3 separate regions of the Homo sapiens genome follow, and regions 2 and 3 are each linked to region 1. Evidence: chromatin loops called from intact Hi-C (ENCODE). Cell type or tissue: ascending aorta. All regions are shown on one strand.

The links. Hi-C counts contacts between places; a loop is a spot of excess contacts. Peaks named below come from ENCODE experiments on the same cell type or tissue, not always from the same donor. Only the 100,000 strongest peaks of a DNase experiment are listed, where the experiment ranks them.
Region 2: it touches region 1 in a loop (3-fold over the local background); 8 of 110 quality-filtered maps call a loop at or near these places.
Region 3: it touches region 1 in a loop (4-fold over the local background); 5 of 110 quality-filtered maps call a loop at or near these places.

What each region holds. Positions count from the first base shown.
Region 1 is chr4:3,762,243-3,770,242 of GRCh38, reverse strand. It overlaps ADRA2C (adrenoceptor alpha 2C), which reads right to left and starts at 3,858. Exons shown (of 1, transcript NM_000683.4): 1 at 1,717-3,858. The coding sequence starts at 3,636. The coding sequence ends at 2,248. RefSeq lists enhancers at 1-71, 758-1,443, 1,636-2,153. In ascending aorta, CTCF peaks have their summits at 2,507 (motif pointing left), 3,058 and 4,608; DNase peaks (open chromatin) are centred at 3,012, 3,903, 4,402 and 4,862; H3K4me3 peaks cover 4,348 bases; H3K27ac peaks cover 5,560 bases.
Region 2 is chr4:3,946,165-3,954,164 of GRCh38, reverse strand. It overlaps the pseudogene FAM86EP. Among named protein-coding and RNA genes, the nearest start is that of ADRA2C, 180 kb to the right of the region's middle. RefSeq lists an enhancer at 6,206-6,706. In ascending aorta, a CTCF peak has its summit at 4,047 (motif pointing right); a DNase peak (open chromatin) is centred at 6,191.
Region 3 is chr4:3,654,364-3,662,363 of GRCh38, reverse strand. No RefSeq gene overlaps it. Among named protein-coding and RNA genes, the nearest start is that of LINC02171, 19 kb to the left of the region's middle. RefSeq lists an enhancer at 1,194-1,838. In ascending aorta, no CTCF peak of the experiment used is centred here; DNase peaks (open chromatin) are centred at 3,733 and 4,263; H3K4me3 peaks cover 676 bases; H3K27ac peaks cover 2,063 bases.

The DNA.
Region 1 (8,000 bases):
AGTGTCCCTGGGTGCGATGTCAGCCATGGAGTCTCTGAGGTGGGGTCTCCTGTGGTCCCAGGCTCAGGGGATAGATTGCCCAACAGATTGGCAGGCCTGGCAGGGCCCAAGAGGGCTCCCAGGACCCCCTCCACTTCCCAGGTGGGGCACCGAGGCCCAGAGAGCAGGGATTTGTCTGAGCCAGTACAACAGCTCCAGGACAAGCTGGGCCAACAGTTCAGGACTCCCTGCCCAGGCCTGGTCGGGGGAGGTCAGGGATGTCCTCATCGGCCTTGACTGGCCATGTTCTCCACCCCTCCCCTGCCCCCACTGCTGTCTGTATCTCCCCACCTGTGTCTGAGACTAGCACACAGCAGGTGTGAGCATTAGCACATGTGCCAGCTGTGGACACGGCTGGGAGAGCTCTTCCCAGCTGGGGTATCCTGAAGACCCATCATCTGGGGTGGAAGCCAGGCAGCTGCGGCGAGGGGGTTCTCCAAGGGCCAACTCTGGCAAGTCAGGTCCCCCTGCTCTGGAACCTGACTTCGCGGACGGGGGCTTGCAGAAGAACACAGGACCCAGGGCTGACCCCTCCCCAGGCAGACCCTGGCCCCCCATGCCAAAGAGAGAGGTGGGTATCCAGGATGGATCTGGGCTGGGCTCAGCAGGCAGGGTCTGGCAGGGGAGGGTACACATAGGGAAGCCCAGGGGGGCCTCCCAGGGATGGGAAGGGGGACGGGAATGGGGAATGGATGGTCACAAGCAGGAGGCCTGACACAGCCCCCACACGCCTACCGAGCTGTCTGTGCGTGTGTGTTGGGGGGACCCCTGCCCAGCTCCTGCCAGGCGCAGGTCCCGCTTTTGCCCCTCCCCTCCAGCCATCCTGGCAACTTCCAGGCCCTGTGACACGGCTGAGTCTGAGTGGTCCCTACACCATGAAGGCCCAGCACCAGGAAGCCCACCTTGGTATTCTGTCCCCCACTTTCCACTGCCCTTCCTCAAGCAGCAGTGTGAACAGTGTGGACACCTGCTGGGCCTGACGGTGGAGCAAGGGGGAAAGGCAGGGCTGCACTGGGAAGACCCTGGGGGCACCACAGGAAACAGGCCGGCCCCAGGCCCCTCTCCAGACATTGCTGGTTTGTTCCACTCCACTGCTCTGGGGCCTCAATGACTTTCAGTTTGTTTCGGAAATAAGAAAGTGCCTGTTGTTCAACCTGGCTCTGGCCAGGCCTCTGGCCTAAGAGTGATGGTGTGGGGGCTTGCCGGCCTCACGCCCACCCTCTCTCCACCCAAGAGCCACGCCCACAAAATGTTCAGAGCCAGGAGGACTAGCTCAAAGCTACTCTCAGTCTTGGACTGGAAGAGCCCCACCTCTTTCCACCGGAGGCCCTGAATATCAGAGTGGGGAAGGGCAGGGGGCAGGGATGGGAATGCAGGGAAGACAGTCCCCCAGAATCTAAACTTGGGGTCAACTTGGGGGTTCTAGGCTCCTTTCACCTCTTCGCTACTCTCAGCACAGGAATTTTGAGTACATATTTTCCATGTACATAAAGGGTTAGCTTGAGAAAAAGCAAGACCCCTCCTTCTCATGCAAGAAGGAAGTTGTAACCCGGAGGCCCAGGGTGCCCTCCGTCCAGCATTGTGGGGTGGGGGAGATGGGGGAGGGTGTCAGGCAGGGTGAGGGTCTGGAAGATACCCCCAGCCCCCAAGCTCAAGGACTGACTGCGGCACCCAACATTAGATTACAAAGGTTTATTTAGAAAATAGTTTGGTTGTTTTGGCTGTTGTTTTTGGCAAACATTTAAATACTTTCAGTAATCAAAGATTGTCGGTGCTTTCTCCTTGCCCCCTGGCAGCCACCCCCCGACTAGGTCCTGGAGAAGTCAGCCCTTGGTCAGACGGGGATGGGGAGTGGTAGTGTCTTTGGGGGGCTCCTTGCTTGCCCATTTAGGGGGCTACCTCTGCCACTGCTCTCTAAAACCCTGACCTCACAGCCACACCTCGGCAGGGCTCCCAGAGCTGGATCCAGGCAGGGAGCCCCAGAAGCAGCCCCTTGCTGAGGGGGGAAGGCAAAGGGGTCTCCCCCTCTCTCCTCCCCACTCCCTGGAGCCCGGCTATCTCTCTGCCAAGCTCCTGCCCTGCCGCACCCTCCCCTGCGCCCTGGAGGCCAATCCATCCCCGGGTCTCTGGGAAAGCTCCCCCGTCCGGGCCGCCCCTTCTGCCCAGCCCCGAGCGCGGAGCTGTCCAGGATTCCCAGACGGGTGCGAGTCACTGCCTGAAGCCCCTTCTCCTCCGTCGGAAGAGGATGTGCTTAAAGGATCGCCGGAAATCCTGGTTGAAGACCGTGTAGATGACCGGGTTGAGCGAGCTGTTGCAGTAGCCGATCCAGAAGAAGAACTTGAAGAGCGGGCCGGGCACCTGGCAGGCCTCGCGGCAGATGCCGTACAGGCTGTAGCTGAAGAAGAAGGGGAACCAGCAGAGCACGAACACGCCCATGACCACAGCCAGCACAAAGGTGAAGCGCTTCTCGCGCGCCTGGGCCACCTTGCGGCGGCACACGCTGCTGCGCGCCCGGCGCCGGCGCGACAGGAAGAACTCGACGGAGCGCGAGCTGGCGCGCGACAGGCGGCCACCGGGCCCCGGGGACCTGGAGGCGGTCAGCGCCCCCGACTCAGCCGCCCCCGGCCCCGCCCCCTGCCCGTCCGCACCGCCCGCGCCCCCCTCCGCGCCCGCTCGCCGCCGCCCGCCCCGCCGCAACGCGCCCCGGCGCCGCCGCCTCTCGGCCGCTGCGCTGCTCTCGTCCGGCTCCACGTCGGCGGGCGGGGGCGCGCAGTGCCCGTTCTCGCCTGCGCCTGCCGCCGCGCCCAGCCCGTTTTCGGTAGTCGGGGACGCACCGTCGGGGCCCACGGGGGCGCGCTTCTCGCTGAGCGTGCGCGTGCGCAGCTTGGCCACTCGGTAGATGCGCGCGTAGACCAGGCCCATGATGAGGCAGGGCGCGAAGAAGGAGCCGATGCAGGAGGACAGGATGTACCAGGTCTCGTCGTTGAGGCCGCACTGCGGGTAGGCGGCGCCGTCGGGCTGGCGGTAGAGCGAGACCAGCGGCGGGAAGGAGATGACGGCCGAGATGAGCCACACGGCCACGATGGTGGCCTTGACGCGGCGTGGTGTGCGCTTCAGGTTGTACTCGACGGCCTGCGTCACCGACCAGTAGCGGTCCAGGCTGATGGCACACAGATGCACGATCGACGAGGTGCAAAACAGCACATCGAGCGCCAGGTACACGCCGCACCACACCTGCCCGAAGTACCAGTAGGCCATGAGCTCGTTGGCCAACGAGAAGGGCATGACCAGCGTGGCCACCAGGATGTCGGCCGAGGCCAGCGACACCAGGAAGAGGTTCTGTGGCGCGCGCAGCGCCCGGCTGGTCAGCACGGCGATCACCACCAGCACGTTGCCCACCACGGTGAAGACGATGAGGAAGCCCACCACGGCAGCCAGCCCTGCCACCGCGCCCGCCGAGTACTGGCCGCGCGGCGGCCCCCAGGAAGCCCCCGAGGCATTGGCAACCCCGCCGCTGCCCCTCTCGCCCGCGCCGCTCGCATTGGGGCCCGCCGCTGCCGCCACCGCCAGCGCCGCCGCCAGCGCCGGGGACGCCATGGTCCTCCCGCGAGCTACGCCGTCCCTCCTGGAGCCGGGGCGCAGCCGCGGCAGCTCGGGCGCCCCCCAGCCGGGGTCGGCGCCCGCATCGCCGCCTGCTGCTCGGGCGCGCCCGCCGGGGACCGCGGCGCCCAGCAGCCGGCCCTCGGCCGTGGTGGCTCCGCGGGCGGCGCGCCGGAGAGCGTGGCTGCCGGGCTCCCCGCAGCTGCCGAGCGTGTAAGTGCAGAGCAGGAGGCGCCCGGAGCGAGCGGCGACGCGGCTGCGGGGGGAGGGGGGCAGGTCCCGGGGTCCTCGCGCGGCCCCGCCCTCGGCCCGGCTCACGGGGAGCGCCCCGGCGTCGAGCCCACGGCGACGCGGCGCCCGAGCGGGCGTGCCTGAGCGGCCCCGCGGTCCCGGAGCCCAGCCGGGGCGCAGGCGACAGGCGGCGGCGGCCCGGGCGCTCCGCCTCCCATCCGGCCGGCTAGGGCTCGGCGCGCCGGGGCGCCGGCCGCCGCTCCTCCGGGCCCCCGCGCCCGCGCGCTCCCTCCGTCTCCAACTTTACTTTCCCGGGCGGGGCGCCGGCGCCGCCGCGAGTCCTCCGGCTGCTCCCGGGCGCGGGCGCCCCCCGCGGTCCACGCTTGGCCGTGCGGCCGCCGCCTCGCTCGCCGGAGCTGCGCCGCCGCCGCCGCCGCCGCCCTGCGCTGGGCGCGAGTGCGGCCGCCTGCGATCGGCTTCCAACTTGGGTCGAGTTGCGCAGCGGGGCGGGCGCGCGGGGCGGGGCGGGCCGCGGGCCCTGGGGAGCTGGCCGGGAACCGGAGCCCGCGGCCGCCTGGTCGAACCTGCCCGCGCGGCGCCGGGGAGGAGTCCGGGGCGGCGGCGCGGGGCGCGCGCTCGGCGAGGGCGCCCCCTCCAGGGCCGCCTGCAGCCTGCGGGACGGGGCCGAGCGGCGGCCGGCCTGGGTGGTGAGTTCCAGAAGCTGCTCTTTCTAAGACTGGAGCCTCCTTCGCCTCCCCCGGCGCAGGCATGGGCGCAGGCGGGGGCGCGCACACGCGCGCGCGCAGCACGGGCGGCTCGGGGTCCATGGCCTGATGGCAGAGCAACCTCTCGCAGCCTGGGGGAGGACGCGACGCTACCTGCGTGCGCACAGGTCCTGCCGAGCTCAGGGTCCGGACCAGATCCTGGATCGGCGCTCCCCGTCAGAGCCACCTCCGCACCCACCCCGGCCTCAGTTCCCTCGGCCCACTTCCCAGCGCTGCTGGAGCATGAATCATAACTAACGGCGGTGTCTGTGGAAGCCCTGGGCAAGCTCCCAAGCTCTGCACCCATGTTAGCAGTGATTGAAGTTTAATCCTTAGGCTCTCAGGCCCTGCTTTTAAAGGATGGAGAGGTGTTCAAAGTCACCACCTCTGACAAACACCCAGAACGGAGCTGCCTGGATGATGGAGCTTTTTGCAAGGGTGGGCTCAGGGGAGAGCGGCCGTTGAGGTAGCCCCCGTGCACCCTCGCCCCCGTCCGCGCACCTCCATTCTGCAGATGTGCACTGCCACGTGCACTGCCACTCTGTGGCCCATGTTGGGTGCTGGCTTCTGCCTCCAGGCAGCCTGGGGTCTGTGGGAGAGGGACTTCCAGGGACGAGGTGATCCAGGAGGAGAGCTGGAGTTCTCAGGCCTGACGTTTCTCTGCTAGGACCGAAGGGACGACCCTTCTCCCAAACGTCCAGAAACGAACCCCAGCTGGCTGGCCTCTCCCTGCATGGGCCCGCAGGAGAGAGGGAGGGAAGGTCTGTCCATCCTGTGGCTAGAACCGGCGGGGAAGGGGCGCTTCTGAGTGCCCGGGAGGTCATCATGAAGAGCGGCTGGAGTGACTGCCCTACCCCCGGGATGCCTATCCATGCCCGTGGCCTGGGGCAGCTTCTCTCTGAGCTCCTGAAGGGCGCCAGCTTTAGCCTCAGAGCCTGTCGTGTTCTCTGCTGCTCAGCCCTACTGGGGAGCATGTCTGTCTCCGCAGAGACACTGCCAGGAGCTACGGCTTCGTTCTTCACCATGTTTGTCACCAGCAGGGCCTGCATTGGGGGTGTGGAGGCCGAGCCAGGGCCCGGCAGAAAGCAAATATTTCAGATGATGGGCCTGCCAAGCAGGGGCGCACGTTGGAGCCAAAGCCTTCTGTGCCAGTCCTGTGCTAGTCTAGGGCACATATGCCCTTCGGGGAGGCAACAGGCCATGGCTGTCCTGTGGGAGGTGTGTGACCTGGGGATGGTGGAGGGTCACCATCCTTACTAAAGGCCCTCCTGGTTCTGGTTGCCTAAAAGGTGCCACCTGTCCAGGGCACCTGGAGGTGCATTTTTCAGGGAAGCCCACACACACCTGCTTCCTTCATGGTCGGCCCGCTGGAGCCCTTGTCTCTATTGAGCCCTCTGCGATGGCAGAGAGTGAGGGGGGCCTGGCCTCAGTTGAGGTGCTCACCATCTGTGGGTGGATGGGGCCACCCACTGAGGTGAATGCGCTGACAACCATCAGTGCCCTGGGGCTCCTCCCCCAGCCTGGGAGCGGGGTTGTCAAGGAAGCCTTCCTGGAGGAGGTGACCAAACTGTGCTTAGAGAGTGAGGAGGTGTTATGAGGAAGGGGGAGGCCTCTGTAGGCTGTCCTTCTTCCAGTGGGAGTGGGCTTTGTACTGGGGGCGTGGGGAGACAGGAGGACTAGGAAAGAGCAGTGGCAGGGGCCAGATGCAGGCTTTGGAGAAGGTCTCTCTCCCTCGGCATCAGCGTGCCTCCCACCCCCATCCTGAAGGGCTCTCTTTTTGAGAAGTGCTTTGGGGGATGCGCAGGGGCATGGGGATCTATCTAGGATCCTGGCTCCTATGTTCCCAAGAGATGGCAGCCCAGGCACGGGAATTTGGAGGGAAAAGGACACGGAGCACCTGGGGCCCTGAGCCAGATGAGCCTCCCACTGCCCAGGAGGGCTGAAGGCAGGGGCCACTCACAGGCCAGGCTGAGGGCATCTGGAGTGCCTGGCCAGTGAGCGGCCCAGGCCCTTGGGGATGGCAGCCAACAGGCTGACATGCTGCTGGCAACACCTCCTGGCATGACCAGGGAGGGGTCAGAAGGGTCCACTCCAGGGCCTGGATGGAGCCAAGGGCAAAAAGCTGGGGCCTGGAGTCATTAGGAGGAGCGAAGCCCTGGGCCATGCATAGGGGTTGCATTGCACGCAGGCCTGCCTGTGGTGGGAGGGCCCGGGACCGCAGCTGTTTGCAAGGAAGCTGGAGAGGACTCTTCCCCCAGACCTTGAAATTAGGCTTGAGGAACTGCTCCGGATTGTCCGTAACAAGCAGAACAGCACGTACCCAGCAAGACTTCCTGTCCTGACGAGGCACGACGCGAGCTGGCACGACCAGGAGGGGCGAGGAAGGAGGGTGCTGGGGGAGTCAGGCTGCACTGGCGGGGGTTGTGGGGGCTGTCTGTGTGTACGTGTGCAGGGGAGTACATGGCAGAAGTGGGCATATTTCAGAGGGGAAACCTACAGGTGTTTCCTAGAACTGAGAACCTAGAAGTGGCACGTCCTGGAGCTGCAGAGGCGAACCTGCCTGTATCTCACCCATGATGCGTGGGGCCTAGGAGGACAGGGTTGGTCCAGCAGGGCCATACAGCCATGGGACATTGGGCCCTGGCTGCTGTGCCGGAGAGAGCTGGGTGCCTGCCTGGGATGCCGCGCTCTAGGCTTCGTGAGCAGCCTCAGCTCGGGTGGAGGGGAGTTTGGCTCCTTGAGCCCCCTCCCTGCACATGCAGGCATGCATGCACATACGCAGATGTACAGTGTCCACACACATATATGTATCCACACACATCCTTGTGCACACATAGATCCATGCACACACATGAATATACATATCATGAATACACGTGTGTTCATGCAAGCATGAACACCCATACATACACATATCCACACATGCATGCAAGCATGCAACCTATTCATGCACACTTGCATGCCTTCACACACACATGCATGCACACATCCACACACACACTGTCTACATATACCATGTGGATTTACAGTGCATCCATGCCTACAGAATATACACACATGTATGCACACATACATGTTCCCACACATGCACACATGCCTGCGTGTGCATACACATGCCCGTGTACTCTTCACATGCAGGTGCATATATACATATGCACTATCATACACACGTGCTTTTTGCACACGTATGTCTACACATGCATATGTATCACACTGGCATATGTAGAAATGATGCACCCATGCTGTGCACACACCTGTGCATACTGCGGGCACGCACAGCCTTCCCTGTGCAGATAACACGAATCCATGCACATTGCACACACGTGTGTATGCCTGTGCTGCACACATCTGTCCCTATGCATGACA
Region 2 (8,000 bases), 180 kb before region 1:
ATGCATGTCGGTGTTAGCTAGTGTTTTTATTCAGTCTCGAAATGTTTAATAAATGCCTTCCGTGAGCCTGGCACCATGGATCAGCAGTACCCATGACAGATGAGGCTCTGCTTGCATGGGAGAGCCAGAGAATAAACAAAGAAATGAATAAACAAGAAAAGACCAGATGAGAGTGGCTCTAAAGCCAATAAAACAGGGAAATGGTGAATGGAGCAACTGGGGAGAAGAGTCACCAAAGTCGGGGAATCAGGGAAGCCTTCCCCAAAGAGGTGGCATTTAAACTGGGGCCTGACTGGTGAAGCAGCCAGCCATGGGAAGGGCTTGGGGAACAGGATATGCAAAGGCCCTGTGGTGGAAACAAGCCAGCTGTGGTTGAGGAACAACAGCAAGGCAGCCAGTGTGGCTGGAGTGGAGTGAGCAGGGTGGGCCAGGGGTGAGGGAGAACAGGCCAGAGAGAGGGATTAGGACCAGGTCTTGTAGGGCCTTTCACAGCATGGAAGGAGCTCTGAAGCAATGAAGTGCCTTGCCCTGTGTCACATACCAGCCGAGACAGTCTGCCTAAGTCGGGAGCCCAAGTTCGCTGCTGGGCTTGAGGCCCCTGTAAGAGGACAATGTAACCCAGGCTGGTATGGGCACATTCTGCATTTCCACTTAAACTCAGATGGCAAGCCCATCAAACCTTGGTGCCATGGCTGCCCTGGTAATTCCTGGCTGACCAGTGCAACCAGGGAGCTGGCCCATGACCTGGGTGGCAGCTAAGTAGCCAGGACTAATGCGGCCAAGAGTCACTCTTCTAGCCTTCTTCCTGTGACTCATCCAGGTGCACCCTGCGGCATCTGAATGTCAGGCTTTCAGCTGCTGTGGCTTCCACTTCCAACTGGCTCCACGTCCCCAGGGAGAGATCACACAGTGCTTTGCCAACACATTCTATTGCGTGTTTAATGTTCTTGTGAATGCACCCTTGAGATTTCTCTCTCTCCCCTCCACACAGAGCTTAGAAGCAAAGTTAAGAGACTCATCAGATTCTGAGCTGCGGCGGGATATTTTGCAGAAGGTAAGAATCCCAGAGTCCCTGGGACTCATGACTCTGCCTCCTGAATCTCTCCGGAAGACCTGAGAGAAGAACCGCAGGTGTGCTTGTACCCTTTAAAAACACCCCTGTTCAAAGAACAAAACCATTGAGTCAGCACTGCAGGTGGGTGTGGGCACCTCCGACGGCTCCAGCTCTTTCATTTTCTAAGACTTAGACAAAGACATCAGAATATACAAAAATCTGCATGAGAGGGGGGAATCTAGGGAAAGTTTTTTAAACCATCCACAGCAAAAACAGAGATGACAGGTGCAAGACAGCTTCTAGCATTTGGTAGATGCTCAGAGACTTTCTTTTTTGCATTCATGAGGCCTGTCCTGCCCACTCCTGTCTCTTCTAAACCTAAATGGGCCCTTGCTTTGCCCAGGGTGGGGTTTGGACTCAAGAGCATCTGCATGCAGGTGAGAGGCAGGATCACCACCCGGCCCAGCCGCAGCCTGACCTTGGCCTTGAGGGCCAAGTGCAGATCACCCTGCATCCTGGGTCTTCACCTTCGAAGGGCCATCAGCCCTTCTGAAAAGACAAAGCAATAGACTCCCTCCCAGAAAGAAGTGCACCAGAAGAATACATTTTCCATACAAACTCAGGGGAGGCAGACATCCTCCACCCTCACCCACCCAGCCCATCCTAGGAGCCCCGGGGAAGAATTCCTGTGCTAGAGGTGAACCAAGATTATCCACGTGGAAAAGATGCAGCCACAGCAGGGAAGACTTTCGGGGCAATACAGTAGGTCAGGGCTTCAAGCATGGAGATACCTGAAGTTATCTCGCACCCTGCTCTGAGTTTCACCCTGAGCCTCACTCTCGTAGGTGGTGAAGCATGAAATGTGGGGAGAGCTGCTTTAAAACCCAGCACAAGGCTGGGTGCACTGGCTCACACCTGTAATCCCAGGACTTTGGGAAGCTGAGGTGGACGGATCACCTAAGGTCAGGAGTTCGAGACCACTCTAGCCAACATGGCAAAAACCCATCTCTACTAAAAATACAAAAATTAGCTGGGTGTGGTTTTGCACGCCTATAGTCCCAGCTACTCGGGAGGCTGAGGCAGGAGAATCGCTTGAACCCGGGGGGTGGAGGCTGCCATAAGCCAAGATCGGGCCACTGCACTCCAGCCTGGGCAACACAACGAGACTGTGTCAGAAAAAATGAAAAACCAGCACCAGCCTGAAGGGCCTGTGTATTGCGTGGGGTACTTTTCTGCCCTTGGGCAGAATCTGCATCCCTCCCAGCCAGCAGGTGCTGCGGACCATCTCCTCCCTCTCCCTCCAGACTCCTGTTTTCCCACCGTCCCCACTCCTGCTGCACCAGTCCCTCTGCCCTCCTTTCCATGTGCTAGGCCGTGGATACCTCAGAGCTTACACCGGCTGTTCCCACTGCCTGGAACTTGCTCGTCCTGCACTTGGCTTCTCTTGGCTTTAGCTGGAGTGTCACCCTGAGCGTCCCTTCCCCTCCATCCTGTCCCCAGGGACAGATGCTCCAAGAGAGCAGTTGCTGAGTGGGCCTTCCCGCCTCTTCCATAGAGCCAGACAGTTGGCGACTGTCCTTACTGCAAACCCTGGTTCACACTGGCTCCCCTGGGAGGGAGGTGGTTTGGGCCCACATGCCCTGTGTTCCTGCTCAGAATGGGCATTAGAAATGCTGCCATAGCCTGTGCCACTGCAGTGGAAGCATTTTTAGGAAACGGCTTATATCTTAAGACAAACTTCAGATGCGTGGGGCCAGAACGCTGTGTCCATCTACATCTTTGCTGAGGGATCGGGTAGCCTGGAGTTTGCCCTCTGCTGTGTTGGCTTGAAGCTCATAGGAGACTTCAGATGGGCTCTCCCCAGCAACCAACGTTCTGTCCTTTGCCATAGACTGTGAAGCATCCTGTGTGTGTGAAGCACCCGCCGTCAGTCAAGTATGCCCGGTGCTTTCTCTCAGAACTCATGAAAAAGGTCAGTTATGGGCAGTGTCCGCAGAGTAGTGGGACAGCATAGCCACCTGCGTGCTGGAGCCCCCGTCCTTCCCAGTCTCTGGGCCTGCTTTGCAAACCCCAGCATGGCAGGGGTCTCCCCAGGCAACTGGCTGCAACTGCGTGTGACCCATGGGAGACAGTGCAGGGCGGGAAGAAGGGGAGGCCAGCGTCTCTCCCTCACTCTGCCTCCTGGGGTTTCCGCAGCAGCTGCTTCTCTGGAGCCCCAGCTCCTAGCATATGGATTCTCATTCCTACCAGGCTGGCCCAGCAAACAGCACTGGAACCCGCACCCACACCCTCTGTCCTGCCCGCCAAAGGGTTTGGAGTTTCCTGCTCTTGTCCATCTCTGGGTTGCCCCACAGGCCCCTGTTGGAAGGTTTAGCTCTTGCCACACCTTTGGAACTAGTTCCTCTGGTGAATTCTCTGCATTGATCCTGCTGGAATGAGCTCTTTCCTGACTGATACAGGATGGATTTTATTTTTTACTTATTTATTTATTTTTTTGAGACAGTCTCACTGTGTTGCCCAGGCTGGATTACCATGGCATAATCTCGGCTCCCTGAAACCTCTGCCTCCTGGGTTCAAGCAGCTCTCATGCCTAGCCTCCTAAGAAGCTGGGACTACAGGCACACGCCACCATGCCTGGCTAATTTTTGTATTTTTAATAGAGACAGAATTTCACCATGTTGGCCAGGCTGGTCTCGAACTCCTGACCTCAGGTGATCCACCTGCCTTGGCCTCCCAAAGTGCTGGGATTACAGGCAAGAGCCACTGCACCTGGCCTAGGATGGATTTTAAAGATGGGCCTGAACATGCAGGGTTTGACATGAGGATGTCTAGAGGCCGTTCCTCACTAGGCAGTAGCAGACCTGCTGAGTGAAAGGGCCACACTTTTAGCAAATAAACAATCCCCTGCTTCTCCAATACCTGCTTTCTCCCTAGTCCTCCCCAAAAGGCTGCATCTGTGGTCACCAGCAGGTCTGCCCTGTGCCACCAGGAGAGGGCAGCGGTCATCCAGTGTACCCTGTTGCTGCCCTGTGAATCTTAGGACGGGGCCAGCCGTGGAGAAGCAGCCTGCTGACAGCCACAGCCTGCAGCATGGGCCGCCCTCACAGTTCTGCCTGGGCTCACTTAAAAGCACCTTTTGTTTTCCTCCTCTCTGTGTTTGATCCAAACACAGAGCTCTCTGTCATGGTCAAGTGGCAGCTCTCATGGAATTCTTGTCTCCTGCCCTAGACTACACCTAACCCTACCCTCTCAACACCTCTTGTTGAAGGCCCTCCCATCCAGGTTTCCCTACCAAGTGAATTTTTTTTTTAGAGATAAGGTCTCTTGCCCAGGCTGTCCTCGAACTCCTGGGCTCAAGCAGTCCTGTCATGTCAGCTTCTAGAGTAGCTGGAACTATTCGGCACACACCACCACGCCCAATGAAGTGAATATTTTATATGGCAGCTGGCCGGTATTACACCATTCCATCCCAAATCTCCCCTCCAAACCTGGCGAAAATCATCTGGCCATTTTTACAGATTAGAACGAAAGCAAACAAGCTCTCACTCAGCCTGCCCCCAGCACGAGGCTGTCCACACAGAGCCTTTGGACGAGCTGTACGAGGTGCTGGCGGAGACTTTGATGGCCAAGGAGTCCACCCAGGGCCACTGGAGCTATTTGCTGGTATGAGAAGGGCACCCTCCTCCCCCTCACAGCCCAGATACCCTTCCTGCACAAAGTGAAAACGTGGGTGTGGGTTCAAATCCTGACTCACCCATTCTGCAGTCTTAGATATGAGGTCCATTAACCTTCTTTAGCCTCAGTTTCCCTGTCTGTAAATCAGGCACTTCAACAACAACATCATGCCTCGTGCGGTTGTTGGGCATTTGTCCAATGGGTGGCACACACTACCTGCTTCACAAGGACCTGGTGCCCAGTCCTCAAAGAACACCTGACAGGGCTGGGTGTGGTGGCTCACGCCTGTAATCCCAGCACTTTGGGAGGCCGAGGCTGGTGGATCTGAGGTCAGGAGTTCGAGACCAGCCTGGCCAATATGGTGAAACCCTGTCTCTACTAAAAATACAAAAATTAGGCTGGGCGTGGTGGCTCATGCCTGTAATCCCAGCACTTTGGGAGGCTGAGGCAGGGGTATCACCTGAGGTCAGGAGTTTGAGACCAGCCTGGCCAACATGGTGAAACTCCATCTTTACTAAAAATACAAAAATTAGCAGGGTGTGGTAATGAGCACCTGCAATCCCAGCTACTCTGGAGGCTGAGGCAGGAGAATCTCTTGAACCCAGGAGCTGGAGGTTGTAGTGAGCCAAGATCGGGCCATTGCACTCCAGCCTGGGCAACGAGAGTGAACCTCTGTCTCAAAAAAAAGTACAAAAATTAGCCAGACATGGCGGCACGTGTCTGTACTCGCAGCTACTTGGGCGACTGAGGCAGGAGAATTGCTTGAACCCAGGAGGCAGAGGTTGCAGTGAGCCAAGATCATGCCACTGACTCCAGCCTGGGTGACAGAACTGAAAAAAAATAACATAAAACATAGATACAGAAAACCACAAAGGACAAACACAGCATATTGAATCATCACAAGGCAGCCACCCCTTCATAGCCACACCCGGCCCCTGGCCACCACTGACCAGTGCTCCATCGCCAGAATTCTGTTGTCTCAGGAATGTTCAATGAATGGAATCCTGTATGGCCTGAGATGAGTGTCTTTCATGCCACATGACACCCTTGAGGCCTGTGCAAGCTGATGGCATGTCAACAGTTAGCTGTTTCTCATTGCTGAGTAGCGATTGGTCCTGTCATGGTTTATTCAGCCATGTGGTGGATGGCTACTTGTCTTCTATGCCACTTGTCTTCTGATTGCTGGACTGACTCTCTCGCCCTCTCTTGGTGCAGCCCTCGGGAGGCTCGGTCACACTCTCCAAGAGCACAGCCATCATCTCCCACGGCACCACAGGCCTGGTCACATGGGACGCTGCCCTCTACCTTGCAGAATGGGCCGAGAACCCAGCAGCCTTCACTCACAGGTGACCTCGGGGCGCAGGGCAGGGCACCGAGGCAGGCTTACCCTGGTGCAGTCACAGACACGGTCCCCTTTCCTCCCACCAGGACTGTCCTAAAGCTTGGCAGTGGCGCCGGCCTCACAGGCCTGGCCATCTGCAAGATGTGCCGCCCCCGGGCGTACATCTTCAGCGACTGTCACAGCCGGGTCCTCGAGCAGCTCCGAGGGAATGTCCTTCTCAATGGCCTCTCATTAGAGGCAGACATCACTGCCAACTTAGACGGCCCCAGGGTGACAGTGGCCCAGCTGGACTGGGACGTCGCGACGGTCTGTCAGCTCTCTGCCGTCCAGCCAGATGTTGTCATTGCAGCAGGTAATGCCCAGCCCCGGGCATCCTGTGCAGGCGGTGTCCTTGCAGCTCTACCCAGCTCTTGGCTCTGGGAAAAGGGAACAATGGATGCTGTCAGGCATGGACATGATGGGGCTTCCAGAAGAGTTACTCTGGGCCTCCAGGCTGACATCAAAGGACAGGGGTGCCTCTTAAGGTGACCTTCAAGCCACAGCCCTCTTGCTGGAGACAGGCATACTCCCGTTCCAGTTGTCACCACATGGCTCTGTCCCAGAGCCATGCCCTGTGTCCTTCAGAGACCACCGGAGGAAAACAACCACTTCTGGGATGAGGACAGGGCACTTGAGAGAAGGTGGTGTTTGGCTGGGCCACCGAAAACCCCTCGCCCCTGCCAGCACACTCAGTCCCCTCTCTGATGGAACAGAGCTCTGCCTGTGGTCCTGGGTCCCAGCCCTGAAAACCACAGGTCCAGCGGTGGCCAGGGACACAGGCCCACCCCTGCAAGCCAGCAGACAAATCAGCGGATACCTGAAACACGAAGTTCATGGCAGATTCAGGCTTTGTGTCATTCAAAGCCCTCTAGATAGGCCGAAAACCAGAGCTGGTTTTTTAAGGAACACCAGTGAGTCTGGACATTTTTTTCTTTTGCTTCGGTCTTTTGCAGCTTTCTCTAAGGGTTCTCCTTTTTCACCGTAGTAATTGCCTTTCCATCTAATGGCCCAAATGTTTAAATGGCATCTAATAGTCTCATATGACCGCTGCCTCTCTGGCCTCGCCCTGCTGCTGTGGTCAGCATGACCTGGAACTTTCCACTTGTCCCTTTCAGTAACCTGAAGATTTCACCGTAGACGTGCTGTATTGCCCAGAAGCCATCGTGTCGCTAGTCGGGGTCCTGCGGAGGCTGGCTGCCTGCCGGGAGCACCAGCGGGCTCCTGAGGTCTACGTGGCCTTTACCGTCCACAACCCACAGACGTGCCAGCTGTTCACCACTGAGCTAGTTGAGTCCCCACGCCCACCCGGGCCTGCATGGTCCCCGAGCTGTCCCTGCAGGACTCCAGTGGAAGTGAAAGAACTGGGCGCCGGCGTAAAGCTAGCATGCCCCACACTCCCACACCATGCGGGGAACTCGGGCAGAGGCCGGTGAGCAGGGTGGGCTTGGAGCATGGGGGGCTTGAGGCAGGAGGAGGGCAGCTCAGCACAGGAAGGAGGGTCTGAGCCTAGCAGCCCTACTGTGTGCTTCAGAGCAGGGTTCCCTAAGCCCTTGGGCCTCTGTTTTCTCATCTATAAAATGGAGGTGGTGGGAGGGGCAGTCGGGGTCAGGGCTGGACACAGCTGTGGCCAGCAGGATGCTGGAGCACAGGCTGTACAGGCGGATCCACCACGCCACTGTCCTGAGCACCCAGTCGGTGGAAGACAAGCAGAGTGACTGTAGAGAAGGGGAATTGGCCCTGTAGTGGGCCAGCCACTGTCCTTAGACCTAACATTTGTCAGCCCCCAGCACCTGTGAGGGTGTGCTGTCCTTGTCCCATCTCAGTGACAAATACACTAGGACACACGGAGGCCAAGTGACCCCCGAGCTCCCGCACACTGCAGCCCGGCCA
Region 3 (8,000 bases), 110 kb after region 1:
CAAAGTCGCAAGACTCCTCTGCTGTTCCCAGATAGGACTTTCCAGGCACAACTGTGCAGTTGTAGCTGTGAGTGCAGGAAGGGCTCTGCCGGAGGCTCAAGGGCCTTCCCTCATCCGCCCTCCACGCGCCCTCATCCTCTCTCCACGCGCCATCCCTCCTGCCCGCGACCTCTTCTCCAGCGGTGAGCCAAGCCACGTGGCCGGCAGGGGTCCTGGCCGCACTCTCCCCTCCCGGTGTCTACTGTCTGTGCCATGTGACTTTGCCTTTGCTCCCACCAGCCTTGACTCTGGTTCACTTGTGAGTTGTTTGATGGCAGAGGTGATGAAGCAGGGCCTTGGTGTGTGCCTGAGGGGTAACCAGGAGGGGAATACACCCTAGGAGGGCAGCCTCTGCAGCCTGGGCCCCAGGACAACCACCGGAGGAGGGGGACCTGCGTGGGAGCCACATCCATCAAGAGCACAGCGTGAAGCAGGACCAGTCAGTCCTTGCCGTGAGCAGACCTCAGCCGACCCTCAAGCCCGAGAGGAACACGCGCTCCCCTCCTCAGGCCAGGGTGGACGCCTGCAGCTGGTCTGCAGCAGCACTGACAGGCGCGTTTCCCCCACAGCCCCTCTCCATCAGACACTGTGTGAGACTCCCGACAGCTCCAGATCACTCCTGTGAGCTTCAAGAATTCAGACCTTTTTATTTGTTGTTGCAAGGTTTGCAAAATCCTTTTGGAGTATTTTGATGCATATAGAATCTTCCGGAAGGTCTGGGTTTTGTGCCTGAGGACAAGGCTGGTGGTGGGCAGGGTATGTTAGATAAGTGGCCAGGCCCTGGTGAATATTTTCATTTTGGAAGGCACTAGCTCTGAGAATGCTGCACACATGCAGGGGTGCCCTGGGCACCTGCCCCTGCCCGGCACAGGTCGTGGGAAGCTATTAGGAACCCTAGACTGGGTATCGGATCCCAGCTGTATAGCCTCCCTTTGCTGTTCCCTCACCCCGTGAGATCCTGGGGCAGGCCCTCCTCACTGTGGGCGTCGCATGCCCCATCTGTCCAAGGGGACAACCAGACGGGCTCTGGGGCCTTCTGAGGCCAGCTCAGCTCTGGTCTTCGGCCCCGTCCACAGCCCACCCTCCGCTCCCCAGCTCCTCTGAATTCTTGTCACTTTGGCTTGGCTGGCAGGGAGGGCACCCCCAACCTGCCTCCAGCCTGCAGACCCCCCTGCCACCCACTGTGGAAGGCTGGGCAGGAGAAGGGCCACAACCCAGGTGTCCCCGTCAGAGTTCTAACTGTGTGGCTGCTTCTGACACACGCAAGGGTGTTTTCTTCCACCTCTGCCTCCCTGAGACAGCGTTTCCCTGGGGAGCCCTGAGCACTCCCTCACTCTACCACCCCTTCCTTTCACCCCAGGGCCCCCAGCTGCCTCAGGGCCCTCTCACCTCCTGCCACAGTGACAAGGTTAGGGTCAGGGTCAGGGTCACCACACACAAACACACACAACACACACACACGCACACCACACACACATACACACCACACATCACACACACACACACACAGCACACACAACACACACTATACAGCACACACACACTACACAGCACACTACACAACACACACACCATACACATCACACACACCATACACATCACACACAAGCCCTGGCCATGAAGGGCCGACTGTTAGAGCTGCTGTTTAGCCTCCTGGTTGTCGAGGGAGAGCAGTCGCCTCCCTGCAAGTCTGCCATGCAGCTGGCTTCTCGGCTGGGTGCCGAGGCTGGGCTTGGTTCCCTGGGCCAGCAGCTGCAGGTGTGGTCTGAGCTCTGCATTTCAGGATGGCTGGGCGGTTGTCCGCTTGTGTGTTCAGACACTCACAGCACAGCTGTCTGCATCTCGTGCCTGTCTACCGGGGGATCCTGACCCCACCCCCTGGGAAGACCGTAGGGGATTACGTGAATGACAGGGCAGACACCAGCCCCTGATACAAGCAACCCCACAGGGCCGCTGAACCGTGACCAGGATTCCTGTCCTCAGGGAGGTGATTTTGGACCCACCCCACCCCTCCGTGCAGGCAGGTCGCATTCAAGTTCCTTCCGTGACCCGCAAGAGGTTCGGAGGCTCCCAGGTCCCCAGCCCCAGCCCCTGGTCTGTCACAGACGATGGGCGGTTCCGCAGATCCCCTCCAGGCTCTGCCCAAAGCTTGCCTGTCTCTCATCTGGGATAAGCTGCCTGGTGTGGGTTACAGTCCAGAGGAATGTCACCCGCAACCACTGGACATGGGGAGCCCCAAAGAAATCAGGGTTGGACCAAGGGCCGAAAATGAAGGAAAAATGTGCAGGGTGAGACTACGTAGGGGGACAGCGCTACATATCCATGGGGAACACCGAGACCTGAAACATCCGGGGACAGGTGTGTGCCCAGTTGCCAGTGACACCAGGCTCTGCACTGCCGGGAGAGGCCAGGCAGAGCCATCTTGGTGAGAAAGCACCGGATAGCCCTCCCCAGACAAGCGCCCCCTCCCCTCATTGGTCAGGGAAGCCACTGGGGACCTGGGAGTTTTTGGAAGGGCCTGTGGGGGATCAAAGGGAGGAGGTGAGCCCAGAGAGCTGGCTGCAGACTCCAAGGGAGTGGCTGCGTGTCCCAGCGGGGAGGTCCATGCTATCCAGTCAGGTGGGTGGGCATGTGCCTGTCGGTGCAGAGGCAGATAGCAGGGGCTGGAGTCCAGGAGAGAGGTGGCCCCTGCAGCAAGTGTGTGGTGGGGGGCGTTCAGAGGGAGCAGGGAGAGGTGTGGGACCCCTGCTCACCAGGTCCCTGGTTTAATAAAACGTGACCAGAATGACTCCATCTTGAAGTGTGTAACTAGGCACTCACAAGGCACCTGTAAGGTAATGCTTGTGTTCTGAAAATAGCCACATCCTAAGCTGACCACCAGTGATAATTGCAGAATATTTATGGCCATACAGGACATCTCCTGGCAAGCCTGCAGGACATCCAGATGTCCTGAGAGTGCAGGCCACTGTGCTCAGGGATGAGGACAGTTAGCGGCTGAGGCTGGAGGATGCACGGTCACTGACAGTCCTCGGTTGAGTGAGAGCATCTGCACGTTCCAGGCTCAGTTAGAGCTCCTGATGGTTTCTTACGAAATGGCAGCACCAGTGGAGGATGCTGCCTTCATCCTCCCGCTTTTGGAGGACGCCCTACTCTGTAATGAAGTCATTTCGAATCAACTTGCCTCTTTCGCAGAGCTCTGTGACTCGCTTGAATTCTTTCCTGAGTGAGATCTAAGAACCCGTGTTGGGGTCTGGATCGGGACCCACTTTTCTGGCAGCAGCACATCCTCCAGAGCCCTTTCTGGCTGGGGACTCAGGGAGCTTGTGGGCCAGGGCAGAGAGACAAAGGAGAGGAGGGAAGGCTGGGGACAGGGACAGAAGGTCCAGGACAGACTTGGGGGCCGTTAGCAGAAGAGACCAGAAGGGCCCAGCAGGAGAGACCACGTCCCCGAGGCTGGAGGGCGGGTGTGTGGGGAGATGTCAGATCTGCAGACACCGTGTGTCTAGCGGCCCCCATGTCGTGTATGTCAAAGTGTGCAACTCTGCTGGAGCCTGGAGCAGGGCAGGATGGAACAGAACAGCCTTTAGGGGAAGGGAAGGGGACCGGGGGCTGGAGACCAGGGTGCCTCATGCCGTGTGAGGTTGGGCAGACGCCAGGAGAAAGCCCCAGCCTGGCAGGGAGCCCGGGGCTTCCTGGGGCTGCTGAGAGCTGGCCGGGGTGCCAGCGGGTTGGATTGTGGGGTTTGTATCCTCCTTGTTTTGAAACAGGGACAAGCAGCCTGCTGAAAGCAAACACAACTGCAAGGTAAAATAAAATGCTAGAGAAGCTCCCAAGGAAATCTGAGCCCAGGGAGAGGAAAGACGGCCGAGAGTGACTAAAGCAAGGCTGGTCCCACAGTGAAGGCCCCAGGCACTGCGACCCTGGGAGAGGCTGCCAGGCACAGGGGAGGGGAGGCACCAGGAGGGTCAGAGAGGAAGCACACAGGGGAGTGGGGACCAGAGACAGGTCTCCCTGGGCCCCTCTGCCAGGCCCAGCCGGGTGGAGACGGGCTGTGCCAGGAGAAGCCTGAGCCAGGGTTCCAGGACGCCCAGCCGGCTCCTCGGTGGAGGAAGGCGTGGCTCAGAGCTCGGCGCTCCAGGCCTTGGTGTGAGACTGAAGAGGGGGTGCTGTGTATGTGTGCGGGCGGGGGGGTGCTCCAGGCGTGAGGCATTGCAAGGCATTGCACCCTAGGGATGTCATGGGATTGTTTTCTGGTGCAGGGTTGGCAGCCTCCTGTGGGGCCCGGCCGCTGTGTGTTCTGAGCTCTGACACCTCCTCACCACTGGGGAATTCATGACGCACTCCCCGAGAGGGCCAGGGCGCACATACTTCGTAGTTACATTGAGTTAAGAGAATGTTATTTTTAAGTATTTTGGAAAAACACTTGAAGAAGCCAGGACAAATCCCCAAAGCCATGTCAGAGATCCCTGGTTTAGGGGCGACTTCCTCTCCCTCTTCCAGCCTCACATCCTCCACCAGCGAGACGGAGGGTCAGCGACGGAGACGCCAACATTTTCCTCCAGTCGTCTCCTCTTAGGAAGAAAAACGAGCTTATTCTCACCAAAGTGTCAGGGGCTGGGTTTGTCATCAGCATGGTGTGTATTCATGTTTGAAAAACCAGAGAAAGGGAGTCAGTGGGTAGGCGACAAGGGTCACCTGAATGTGGACCTGCAGGCAGAGGGTGAAGCCCCTGCCTTTCCCCCACCCCAGGCAGCCCCCATGAGAGGTGGGAGAGGGAGCCGGACCCCTCCTCACTCAGACCCCAGCCAGCGCCTGGGCTTGGAGTTGGCGCGTTGCTTCCTGGCCGTGCTTCTGCCCCTTGGGCCCTCACTTCGCTGATCTGTAAAATGGCACGAGAATAGTTGTATCCATCCTCATGGAGTTGCTGAGGGGATTGATTGAGAACATGCAAAGTCCTTAGCACCTTAGCACAGGGCCTCCACTTAGGTGCTCAGTAAACACCAGATATTACCATTAGGCACCTGTGCAGAGAGGGGGAGCGGGAGAGGGAAGAGGGGGACCAGGGGAGGGAGGGAGCCCACATCCCCGGGCACAGGCAGACTTGACATCCTTATTTGCATGAAAAAAGAGTGCACTGGCTTCCGGGTGTCATAAACCTCCTGTTTCAAGTACGCACAGCCAATTTATTTTTATGAAGCACTGAGGCCTTAGACTGTCTGGAAGCTGATTGGCCACACTCGGTGCCATTTCTCTCCCGACCTGCAGGCTTTCCTGCCTTTTGTTTTGTGTCTTCTTTCCTCTGGGCAGAGCGGGGAGTGGATTCCTCGGCTTCGCATTTTTTCCTTTTTTTTGCAATAAATGAAGAGGAAACAGATCCATAGACACAAAGGTGTGGCCTGGCCAGCCCTGAGCATCTGAAGTTTGAGATCATCCTTCTAGGGGGCTCTGGGGCTCAGGCCTGGGCCAGGAGCCAGGCCCTCCCTGCAGGGTGTCCTGCCACAGCTCACAGTGCATAGGCCACCAGCACACATGCACCTGCCACGCGCCAGACCCACAGAAGGGATGAGGGAAGCCCTGGGGGTCCCGCCAACGATGCTGAGTCCACAGCACTGCGGTTTCATCTTCCTTATTGTTGTCACAACCCCAGACCCTGGAGCGGGACACAGCACACCTGTGCCCCATGAATATCGCGGTGTGAATGAGTAAGTGACAGAAAGCACGGATGGGCGATTTTAAAGAATAGGGACCTGTGGGCTGTGACGGGCAGGATGCCTGCGCCCCAGGGCTCACGGTCTCGGCAGGGATGTGGTTTTGGTAGCCCCTACATCGAGTGAGGACTTCTGTGATAATGACCACTGTCAATCACAAGAAAGAAACTGAGGCACAATGAACAGAGAGAGTTTATTTGGGTCAAGGTTGAGGACGGTGGCTGGGACATTGGGGGTGCTACCTCGGCCTTTGTTACAAGCAGGTTTTAAAGGCAAAGCAGGTAAGGAGTGGGCGGATACAAAGTCCTCTGACAGGAGTTCTCATTGGTTTAAGAGACAGCATGGATCGGTGATTGGCCGTCACCATTGATTCTAGAGGATGAGTTACAGGGTCCAGCAGGAGGCACTTTATGGCTACCCGGTGTCAGCCTAGAGCCCATACAGCTGGCAGATTCAAGAGGTCGTTCTCTAGCTCGAGGGGGAGTGGGACGTGGCTGCTGTCACATTTTAATGCCTCTCTGGGCCTGATAATTTAACGGAGCTCACATTCCTCAGATTAAAAGTTTCTTTTCTTTCTCACATAAAATGCTGGCACAGGGTCAGGAGCATGGGTGCTCTGTGGTAACAATCATAAATGTGTTACATTCAGCTTAGCAGAAAGCTGCCTCCTTCTGTATTGTGAGTTCCGCCTAAAGGTTTCTAGGTCTGTAGTGAACTGTACCTAACTGCAGGTGTACAGACGTGACCCACTCCTGCAGCAACCAAGCCGGCTGTTTCTGGACGTCACCTCCATCTCTGTGGGCAAATGCTATCCAACCGCGGGGCCACCCTGGAGTCTCTCAGAACCTATTCCGCCCCCAGGGGCTGCCCAGCTGAGAATCGTTCCCTCCTCAATCAGCTTTAATTTGCCTGAAGTTTTTCTCTGAACAAGTGCAACAAGGGAGGATCAGCCTCAGGGGAGGGAGGGGGACAACCCTGGGGAGGGAGGATCAGCCCCGGGGGAGGGAGGATCAGCCTTAGGGGAGGGAGGATCAGCCTTAGGGGAGGGAGGATCAGCCCTGGGGGAGGGAGGATCAGCCTCAGGGGAGGGAGGGGGACAACCCTGGGGAGGGAGGATCAGCCCCGGGGGAGGGAGGGGGACAGCCCTGGGGGAGGGAGGGAAGATCAGCTCCAGGTGACTGAAGACCCTTGGCCTCCTTCCGGTGCTGCCCAGAACCGGGCTCCTTATCCAGCTGGGGGAAGGGATCCATTTGGACCCTTCTGTCTTCAGGAGGTAGTGGGGACAGACTTGGTGACAGGGTGGACAGGTGAGGGTTCAAGGAGGACAAGAAGAGCCCCAGCAACCGCAGGGCAGCCAGACTCTGAGGGGCCACAAGTCCAGTTGCCCCAGGCACCGGCTGCCGTGGCACATTGTGAAAGGCTGAGTGTCTCCCGACTCAGAGAAGCTGGTCATGAAGACACCAGAGCCAGCAGAAGGGATCACGTGCCACCCAGCATCTCCACAGAAGAACGGGTCACTTGGGCCCTGGCCCTGGGTGCCCATCACAGAGAAGGAAGCAGGGCAGCTATTGGTGGGCAAGTGTCCCCCGGTAGATGGAGCCATCCTGCCCCCACCATCCTGGAATGGAAGGGTCATCAGACTTGGGTTTGAGGAAGACCATGCCGCCAGTGCCGCATATGTCAGAGGGGCCAAAGTGAGGGTGAGACTTAGGTGAGTGGTGGGGTCACAGAGAGGAAGGGGTGGGGCAGGCCTGTGTCCTCACAGGACCCTCGTGGGGTGTGGCATTACCCTACTCCACAGACCTCAAGACCCAGGGCCAGAAGCAGTGAGCAACCACCCACGGTCACCACCGAATACAAACGCGGGGCAGGGGCAGGCTTCATGCCCAGCACCCATGCACCACGCCCCACACTCTTCTTGTGGGCTGAAATCAGGGTCTCCAGGGGCAAAGCTCTTGGGGAGCAATGGGCTCCCGAGCCTAGCGGTGCACATGCTTTCACGCTGCCTTCCCAGACGCTGCGGCCACGCGGGTGGGGCCTCTCCTCCCGGGACCTGGCCTGGGGAGGGGCCTGAGCTTTCAGGATCCCCTGACTGTTTACCGGTACCTTAGCCAGGGAAGAGCTCTCAGGGCACCAGAGAACTGCCCAGAGCCGCAGAAATGACCAGACGGGAAGCAGATGTTCCAGAACCGCAGAGGACGAAGTCTTGGCCGTGCCAGGTTCTGCACAGGTGGGCAGCCAGGACCGGCACGT